Regions from separate parts of the Homo sapiens genome. Here region 1 is linked to region 2. A link is a contact called in ENCODE Hi-C or POLR2A ChIA-PET data. All regions are on one chromosome and are shown on one strand. The core of a region is the stretch at or near the end of the contact, and the rest is flanking DNA. Distances in the headings are between cores, read along the strand shown. Region 1 overlaps CES4A (carboxylesterase 4A). Region 2 holds the start of PHAF1 (phagophore assembly factor 1).

Region 1 (4,233 bases), core at 702-3,201, 110 kb after region 2:
CAAGCACGCACCATCACACCGGATAATTTTTAATTTTTTTGTAGAGACAGGGTCTCACTATGTTGCCCAGGTTGGTATGGAACTCCTAGCCTCAAGGGATCCTCCCACCTCAGCCTCCCAAGGTGTTGGGATTACAGGTGAGAGCCACCTCGCCCGGCCAGATTATCTTTCTCGAACAGCTTTCCTTCTCTGGGCTTCTGTAACACCCCGTGCTCCTGATATTCCTGCCACCTCATTGGTGGTTCCTCCTTCTCTCCAGGCCTAAGCATGAGAGTGCCCAGTCCTCGACCCTCAGTTTTTGTTTTTTTTTCTGACCATCCTTTCTCCCATCATCCAGGCCCAGGGGCTTCACACCACTGATGTGCTGATGATCAGTTTGCCTTCTGTCTTCTCTCTCCAGCCACCTTACCGCCCCTCCACGTGGAACATCTGTCAGCACGTCAAATTTAATAGGCCCCAAAAGGAACTGTGTGTGTGTGTGTGTGTGTGTGTGTGTGTGTGTGTGTGTGTGTGTGTGTTTTAGATAGGGTCTCACTCTGTCTCTCAGGCTAAGTGTGAGTGGCACGATCATAACCTCCCAAGCCCAAGCAATCCTCTTACTTCAGCCTCCCAAGTAGCTAGGACCACGGCACTGCGCCCAGCTAATTTTTTAAATTTCTTGTAGAGACAGGGTCTCACTACATTGCTCAAGCTGGTCTCAAACTCCTGAGCTCAAGTGATTTCCTGCCTCGGCCTCCCAAAGTGCTGGAATTACAGGCATGAGCCACTGCTCCTGGCTCAAAATGAATTCCTATTTTGCCCAAACTTGCTCTTGCTCCAGTTTTCCTCATTTTGATAAATGGTACCCCTATTTCCTTGTCTACTGTGGCCAAAAACTAGTCATTATCAGTGATTCCTCTTCTTTCCTTGTGGCTTATATCCAATTCTCCAGCAAATCCTGCCAATTTTACTTTCAAAATAAATTTGGAGTCTGATACCTTCCTTCCACCTCCCCCGTAACTACCCAGGCAGAAACTACTATCTTTGAAACATCCTCCTCTCCCGCTGCCCACCCCAACCACCACCCCATGGGCTATTCTGAGCAATCCACAAATTCTTACACCTGACACTCCGTTTCCAAACAGCCATTGTTTTGACAGCTCATGGTCAGTTTCTAACAACTGATGCCCAGACTTCTATACAGTGAACACTCTAACCTCTAAATCCCTGATCTCCAGGGTTCTAACAGTGGCCATCCCATGTTCTGTCACCTGATCTTTGGGATTCTAAATAAGTCACAGAATGTTCAGGATAACTGGGATCTTATCGGTGACAGCCAATGTTCTGACAAGGAACGTTCTGGTATTTTAGTAACTGCTAGTCATGTTCTAACAGTGGACAACCTGCTTTTATTTTTTTTTTTGAGACAGGGTCTCACTCTGTGGCTCAGGCTGGAGTGCAGTCAGTGGTGCACTCATGGCTTACTACAACCATGATCCCTTGGGCTTTGATCAAGTGAGCCTCCCACCCCAGCCTTTAGAGTAACTGGGACCACAGGTGCTCACCACCACCCCCAGATATTTTTTTAAAATTTTCTGTAGATATGGGGTCTTGCCATGCTGCCCAGGCTGGTCTTGAACTCCTGGGTTCAAGCAGTCCTCCTGCCTTGGCCTATCAAAATTCTGGTATTACAAGTGTGAGCCACTGTGCCCAGCCAACAACCTGTTTTTAACAGCTAGACACCTGGGGTGGTATTTGTATCTTTTTATATCAGCTGATACCCAGGTTCTCAGACATTTTTCTAAACCCTGTGCTTTAACCAACTGATGCTGAGCATTGTTAATGATTGCCACAGAATGTTCTGGACAGTGGATTACTCAATAGTCTGAATAAACAGTAAATACACTTGTTCTGGGTAAATCGCCAAGCCCAGTGCTTCAAAGGGCAGTCATTGTTCTAATTATGCTTCTGTGACTCAGGGCTCAGCCCCCAGAGAGAGGGAAGAGCTCCGGACTGGGTCAGGGGGGTGATGTGAGAGTGAACACTGCCCCTCAGACACATTTAGGAAAACGCAGCTCCCCAGCAGGTGCTGGAGCACGGTCGGTGACAGCCTCCCCCTTGCCTGGAGCTCTCCTCTAAGAAACCAACAACAAGTCTAGGCGCAGTGGCTCATGCCTGTAATCTCAGCACTTTGGGAGGCCGAGGCATGTGGATCACGAGGTCAAGAGATCGAGACCATCCTGGCCAACATAATGAAACCCTGTCTCTACTAAAAATACAAAAATTAGGTGTGCATGGTGGCACGTACCTGTAGCCCCAGATACTCAGAGGCTGAGGCAGGAGACTCGCTTGAACCCGGGAGGCGGAGGTTGCAGTGAGCCGAGATCGTGCCACTGCACTCCAGCCTGGCGACAGAGCGAGACTCCATCTAAAAAAAACAAAAACAAAAACAAAAACCAACAGCAGCATTGTCAGTGATGTAAACACCATCAGGACCAGTTTGCTCATGATACGGGTCTGAAAACTGAGGCCCAGAATGGGCCCCAGGCCTGCCTGTGATCACACAGTGAGTTCTTCTCAGTGAGCTGTGCAAAGCCCCACCCAGATGCAGGCATAGGCCCATTGCCCCCTCCCAGTGGACAGGCCTCTGACTCTTACCCAGGCGGGTAGGTGGTAGCATCTCTGATTCCTTTCCAGGGCTCCGGGGGTTCTGGAGGTGCAAACCTGAGGATACCTAGAGGAGGTCTGGAGAAGGGGACTCCTAAAAAGACTTGGATGGGTGTCTTCCCCACATGCATCTGTTTTCCTTGCAGGGTTCCATATTTGGTGACCACTTGAGGCCTCTTGGTGTGCAAGGCACCTGGGAAGAGAAGGGAAAAGGGTCACCTCTGCTCAGTCACCCAGCCACAAATGGGACCCTGGCTCAGCCACTCAGCCACAAATGGGACCAAGGCACCTGGAAAGAGAGGGGAAAAGGGTCACCCCTGCGCAGCCACTCAGCCACAAATGGGACCCTGGCCCATCTGTCATGGGAAGCAGTGGCTGCTTTTCATAACAATTGATCATAACCATTGTGTGTCTGTCCACTTCTTCTTGTGCTTCTCTCAGAATTTTTTCTCTCCTTTAACGTTTCGTTTATTTATTTATATTTATTTATTTATTTATTTATTTATTTTTTGAGATGGAGTCTTGCTCTGTCGCCCAGGCTGGAGTGCAGTGGCGCAATCTCGGCTCACTGCAAGCTCCGCCTCCCAGATTCACGCCATTCTCCTGCCTCAACCTCCAGAGCAGCTGGGACCACAGGCGCCCGCCACCACACCCGGCTAATTTTTGTATTTTTAGTAGAGGCGGTGTTTCACCATGCTAGCCAGGATGGTCTCGATCTCCTGACCTCGTGATCTGCCCGCCTTGGCCTCCCAAAGTGCTGGGATTACAGGTGTGAGCCACCACGCCCGGCCCTCATTTATTTATTTATTTATTTATTTAGATGGGGTCTTTCTCTATCGCCCAGGCTGGAGTGCAATAGCCCAATCTTGGCTCACTGCAACCTCCACCTTCCAGGTTCAAGTGATTCTCCTGCTCCAGCCTCCTGAGTAGCTGGGACTACAGACACACAGCACCGCGCCTGGCTAATTTTTTTTTTTTTTTGAGATGGAGTTTCGCTGTTTTTGCCCAGGCTGGAGTACAATGGCGTGATCTCGGCTCACCGCAACCTCTGCCTCCCGGGTTCAAGCCATTCTCCTGCCTCGGCCTCCCGAGTAGCTGGAATTATAGGCATGCACCACCATGCCTGGCTAATTTTGTATTTTTAGTAGAGATGGGGTTTCACCGTACTAGCCAGGATGGTCTCTATCTCCTGACCTCGTGATCCGCCCGCCTTGGCCTCCCAAAGTGCTGGGATTATAGGCATGAGCCACCGTGCCCGACCTCATTTAACATTTCAAATCCCTATCAGTAAGCATATAAAAGTTCATGTCGGCTGCGCGCGGTGGCTCACGCCTGTAATCCCAGCACTTCAGGAGGCCAAGGTGGGTGGATCACGAGGTCAGGAATGGTGAAACCCCGTCTCTACTAAAAATACAAAAATTAGCTGGGCGTGGTGACACACACCTGTAATACTGCTACTCAGGAGGCTGAGGCAGGAGAATTGCTTGAACCCAGGAGCGGAGGTTGCAGTGAGCCGAGATCGCGCCACTGCACTCCAGCCTGGGCAACAGAGTGAGACTCCATCTCAAAAAATAAATAAATAAATAA
Region 2 (4,365 bases), core at 550-3,049:
CTGAGGCAAGAGAATTGCTTGAACCCGGGAGGCAGAGGTTGCAGTGAGCCGATATTGTGCCACTGCACTCCAACCTGGGCAACAGAGTGACTCTGTCTTAAAACAAAACACCAACAACAAAAACTAGCTCTTACAACACACAGGACATATGTAGCCACTAAGCATCAGCAGGGCCTTACCAGCAATCTGTACCACCTGGTTTCTCCAACACACTGTCTCCACAGACATAAGTCTTCCAGAGTCAAGGATAATTTATAATCCAATGGAGCAGCTGATTTAGTCCAGTAGCTCACACTAGAGTGACTAAAGTTCAGGCCTGCACAAACAAACAGCACCAACACCTACCCCACCCCCTTTTCTTAGTGCTGGGACATCAAAGTAAACACACAGGGGTTACTGAATGCAAACATCCTTGTACACATAAAAGTAGTGATGCTGGAAATGGAGAGGGTGAAGGGAGAAGGCTGGGCCAGCAAACCCCAAAACGACCAAACTGCATTTTTTAGAAACTAAATGTTACTTCTCCCTAACTCCTATTTCATCCAACCTTCACCTGTCACAACTGAGGTCTGGGTTTAGGATTACAGCATCCGATACAGACTATATTTCAAAAGAGAGAGAAGCGGGGCCGGGTGCAGTGGCTCACGCCTGTAATCCCAGCACTTTGGGAGGCCGAGGTGGGCGGATCACGAGGTCAGGAATTCGAAACCAGCCAGCCTGGTCAACATGGTGAAACCTCGTCTCTACTAAAAATACAAAAATTAGCCGGGTGTGGTGGCGCGTGCCTGTAATCCTAGCTACTGGGGAGGCTGAGGCAGGAGAATCGCTTAAACCCACGAGGCGTTAAGTTGCAGTGAGCCAAGATCACGCAACAGCACTCCAGCCTGGGCGACAGAGCGAGACTTCGTCTCAAAAAAAAAGAAAAAAAAGAGAGAAGCAAGTCAGCTGTTCCTTTAATACACACAAACTCAACTCCCTTGACCAGAGCCCCAACATCTGATCATGGGTTCCAAGCCTAGGTTTCCCCTCCTAAAAAGGGGAAGGAAGCCACAGCCCAGAAAAGCAGTGGGAGACAGACCACAGGCCACAGTGATGATCAGAGGGGTCAGCCACTTCTCAGCCATTATTTAGTCTGTAAAATGGAAATGGGAATAACAACAGTACCTATCCTCAGGTGCCGGCGAGGGGTACTAGAGAGAATTACGTCCAAAAAGAGCAGGGCCGGGCATTAGGCATTTGGGGAGAGCAAGCTATTATTGTCTTTACTACTACTGTTCCACCGTCCCAGAAGAGACCCTGCTGAGACCCGAGACGAGCAACTGACAGGCAAATCGGGCCAGTTGGAGCGGGTATCTAGTGCCTGGAGCCCAGCGAGCCGAGAGGACGAAAGAGGTGAGGAGCTGCGGGCGCAGGGGCGTGAGAGACTGAGAACAGGTGGGAAGAGCCCAGGAGAAAGCAAGGATCAGCGAATGGGGTCCTGACAGAGGACCCCAAACTCACCCAGCGTGAATTCCCATTGCTCGTTCCCCAGAGAGCGTTCGGGCACTACCTCCAGGTCCAGCATTGGTTCGGCTCGCCTGGCCCGGGCGGCCTCCCTGCGGCAGCGCAGAAGGGACCCGAGCTAAGGAGACAAAGCAGCGGCTGACAGGCCGCCCCCGCCGGCCCGCCACAGCCCCGCTTTCCACCTCCTCCCCGGCGGCAGCGGCAGCAGCACCGGCCCAACACCACACCTCACCTCACTTCACCTCACCTGCAGCAGCCGCGGCAGCGGGGGCAACGACGGCGGCGGGCGCGACTGCAGTAAAAGTGGCGTGCCGGGCCGTAAAGCGCGGGGAGGGCCGGGCGAAGGCGGGAGTGCCAGCGCGAGGGAGGAGCCTGGGGCGGAGCCGCGCACGCGCAAACTGCGGGTCCCGCCGCCGTCTCTGCGGAGGCTGAGTCGGGCAGGGCTGTAACGTTGGGAACTGTTCGGGCTCTAGGAGCAAGGAGCCCAGTACTTCGTGAGCCCCTACATCTGTGCACCACAGCACACACACTTCACATATCTACATAAAGAAGGGTTCACCACACAACACACACGTCACACAGCTGCACAAGACCCGTCTGCTGTCTACACACACGTCCCACTCACGTTCACTGGTAGCAGAAGGCAAGTACAGAGGGCACGCTGAGGCCCAGCAGGAGGGAGGACGCGGAGTCCCTAAGCCTCACGGCCCCCACCGTCTCCGTTGGGGCCGGAGGTGACGCTGGCCGCAGCAGCTTTTAGTTGTTCAGGAATGACGGCCCCACCCAGTCGCCCCTGGGGCAAGGGTCGAACCGTAAGCGAGTGAGGACTGTGGGCGTTAGGGGTCGGAATTGGTTCGGGGAGAGGACTGGGTAGAAGAGGAAGGGGCCAGGCCAGGCCTCCCTGCTGACCACATCCAAATGTGCGCAGTCCCCCGGGACCAGGATCCGAAGCCGCCGGCAGCAGCGTGGACCAAAGCTGTGGGGGTCTTGATCAACCCCTTGGCGCTTTCTGTGCCACAGTTTTCCTAATCTGCAAGGGACAGGAAGGTTCCTCTAGCAGGTTCAGCCTGAGGTTTTGGCCCGTGCCCCGGGACACCCTGAAACTAAAGGACAGCCGAGGCCTATGCTGATGCCAAGCCTTCACGGAGGCAGTCTCTGGGTTCTCACAACCAACCTGAGATGCGAGATTATACCGACTTTACATAGGCGAATACATGAGGCCCAGAGATGTTAAAGACCCAAGGCTCCTTGGTTCTAGGCGCAGAACCCAAGTCCTTTCCATTACATTGCCCCTGGAAGAAGGTTTTCAGTAGGGGAGAGAGTGGCATACTAAATTCTCAAACTGGCTTGATACTAGCGTTTCTTTGGAGGCTCTATCAAAATTTGAAGTCGCTGTTTGATTAAAATGAACTACATGGAGAAGGTTGTCCACTGCAGCATTGTATGCCAAAACAACAGAACTGGGTCACTGAGATGTCCAGTAGGGAAGTGGCTAAATAAACCGTGATATAGATAGATAGATAGATAGATGATAGATAGATAGATAGATAGATAGATAGATAGATAGATAGATAGAGATATGTTTTTAAAGGTGAATGCTGAGAGCAGTGCTCACAGCGGTAATACCAGCACTTTGGGAGGATGAGGTGGGAGGATCGGTTGAGCCCGGGAGTTGAGACCAGCCTGGGCAACATAGCAAGACCCAGTCTCTATTAAAAAAAAAAATTAGCTGGTGTCATGGCAGTAGGTTGGGCCAGGAGTCCTAGCTACTCAAGAGGCTGAGAGGTGGGAGGATAGCTTGAGGATAGCTGCAGTGAGCTGTGATTATTGAGCCCCGGGGCTCCAGCCTGGATGACAGAGCAAGATCCTGTCTCTAAATAAATAAATAAATAATAAAAAGTGAAGTAGGTCTCTATGTTGATGTGGAAGGAACTCCAAGAGAAAAAAGCCAGGTGCAGAAGTATGCATACCATGACCACCCACCACCCCCCTCCCCCGGCCTTTTTTTCTGTAAAAACAAAAATAAAAGAAACAGTGGCTGTACCAAAAAGAAAGAACATTTCTGGAAAAATAAAACATTGTCAATCATACCTAATAGAGTGGCAGAGGACAGGAATCAGGGGGTCATTATTCCTTATCATGACAAGCATTAAAGATATGTTTAGAAAAGCCTAGTTGGGCAGCTGGGCTAGATAGCTTGGGAAGGAAATCTGGGGAAAAATCTTAAGATTGGTGAGGAGCAATCTTAGTCAATTAAAAGTGTCTGGCTGGGCGCGGTGGCTCACGCCTGTAATCCCAGCACTTTGGGAGGCCGAGGCAGACAGATCACCTGAGGTCAGGAGTTTGAAACCACCCTGGCCAACATGGTGAAAACCCGTCTCTACTAAAAATAGAAAAAATAGCTAGGTGTGGTGGTGCATGCCTGCAGTCCCAGCTACTTGGGAGGCTGAGGCACGAGAATCACTTGAATCCAGGAGGTAGAGGTTGCAGTGAGCCAATTATCACCCCACTGCATGCCAGCCTGGGCAACAGAGCAAGACTCTCTCAAAACTTGGAGGGGACTTATTTCTGGAGGAGAAAGATGGGTGGGGCCTAAATTGGGGTGGGATAAGCCCAGTGGGGTTGTGGGATAAGCCCAGTGGGGTTGTACCAGAGGCAAGACAAAGAAGAAACCACATCATTCTGGATAACAAAGTGAAAAGGATTTCTAATTTGGGTAACCCCCAAACAGAAAGAACAAAGTTGTCGGGGAGCGCCCTAAGAAATTCCCTGTTGGAATAGTAGGCAGATTTCTGTGAACAATGTTAGTCAACAACAAAAGTTTATCTGGCCAGGTGTGGTAACTCATGCCTATAATCTCAG

The links. A loop is a pair of places that touch in the nucleus more often than their neighbours do. ChIA-PET counts read pairs that join two places held with the same protein, here RNA polymerase II (POLR2A). Pooled maps may share reads with other maps.
Region 1: a loop to region 2 is called in a pooled map, with 2.0 times the contacts of the local background. The contact joins the enhancer-like site here to the promoter of PHAF1 in region 2. A Hi-C loop is called at or near these places in 3 of 168 maps with a recorded cell type or tissue (mammary epithelial cell, naive thymus-derived CD4-positive, alpha-beta T cell and transverse colon) and 9 of 50 pooled maps. POLR2A ChIA-PET finds 5 or more read pairs at or near these places in 10 of 52 experiments (A549, AG04450, BJ and 7 more).

Annotation. Positions count from the first base shown.
Region 1 is chr16:66,994,234-66,998,466 of GRCh38, reverse strand. It overlaps CES4A (carboxylesterase 4A), which reads right to left. Exons shown (of 14, transcript NM_001364782.1): 2 at 2,638-2,839. Among named protein-coding and RNA genes, the nearest start is that of CES4A, 7.8 kb to the right of the region's middle. Within about 2 kb of position 1,951, at least 15 of the 41 ENCODE cell types and tissues checked have a DNase peak (open chromatin) inside an H3K27ac peak, as active enhancers do.
Region 2 is chr16:67,107,375-67,111,739 of GRCh38, reverse strand. PHAF1 (phagophore assembly factor 1) reads right to left here and starts at 1,799. Exons shown (of 16, transcript NM_025187.5): 1 at 1,501-1,799. The coding sequence starts at 1,564. RefSeq lists a silencer at 1,664-1,923 and enhancers at 1,483-2,224, 2,225-2,967.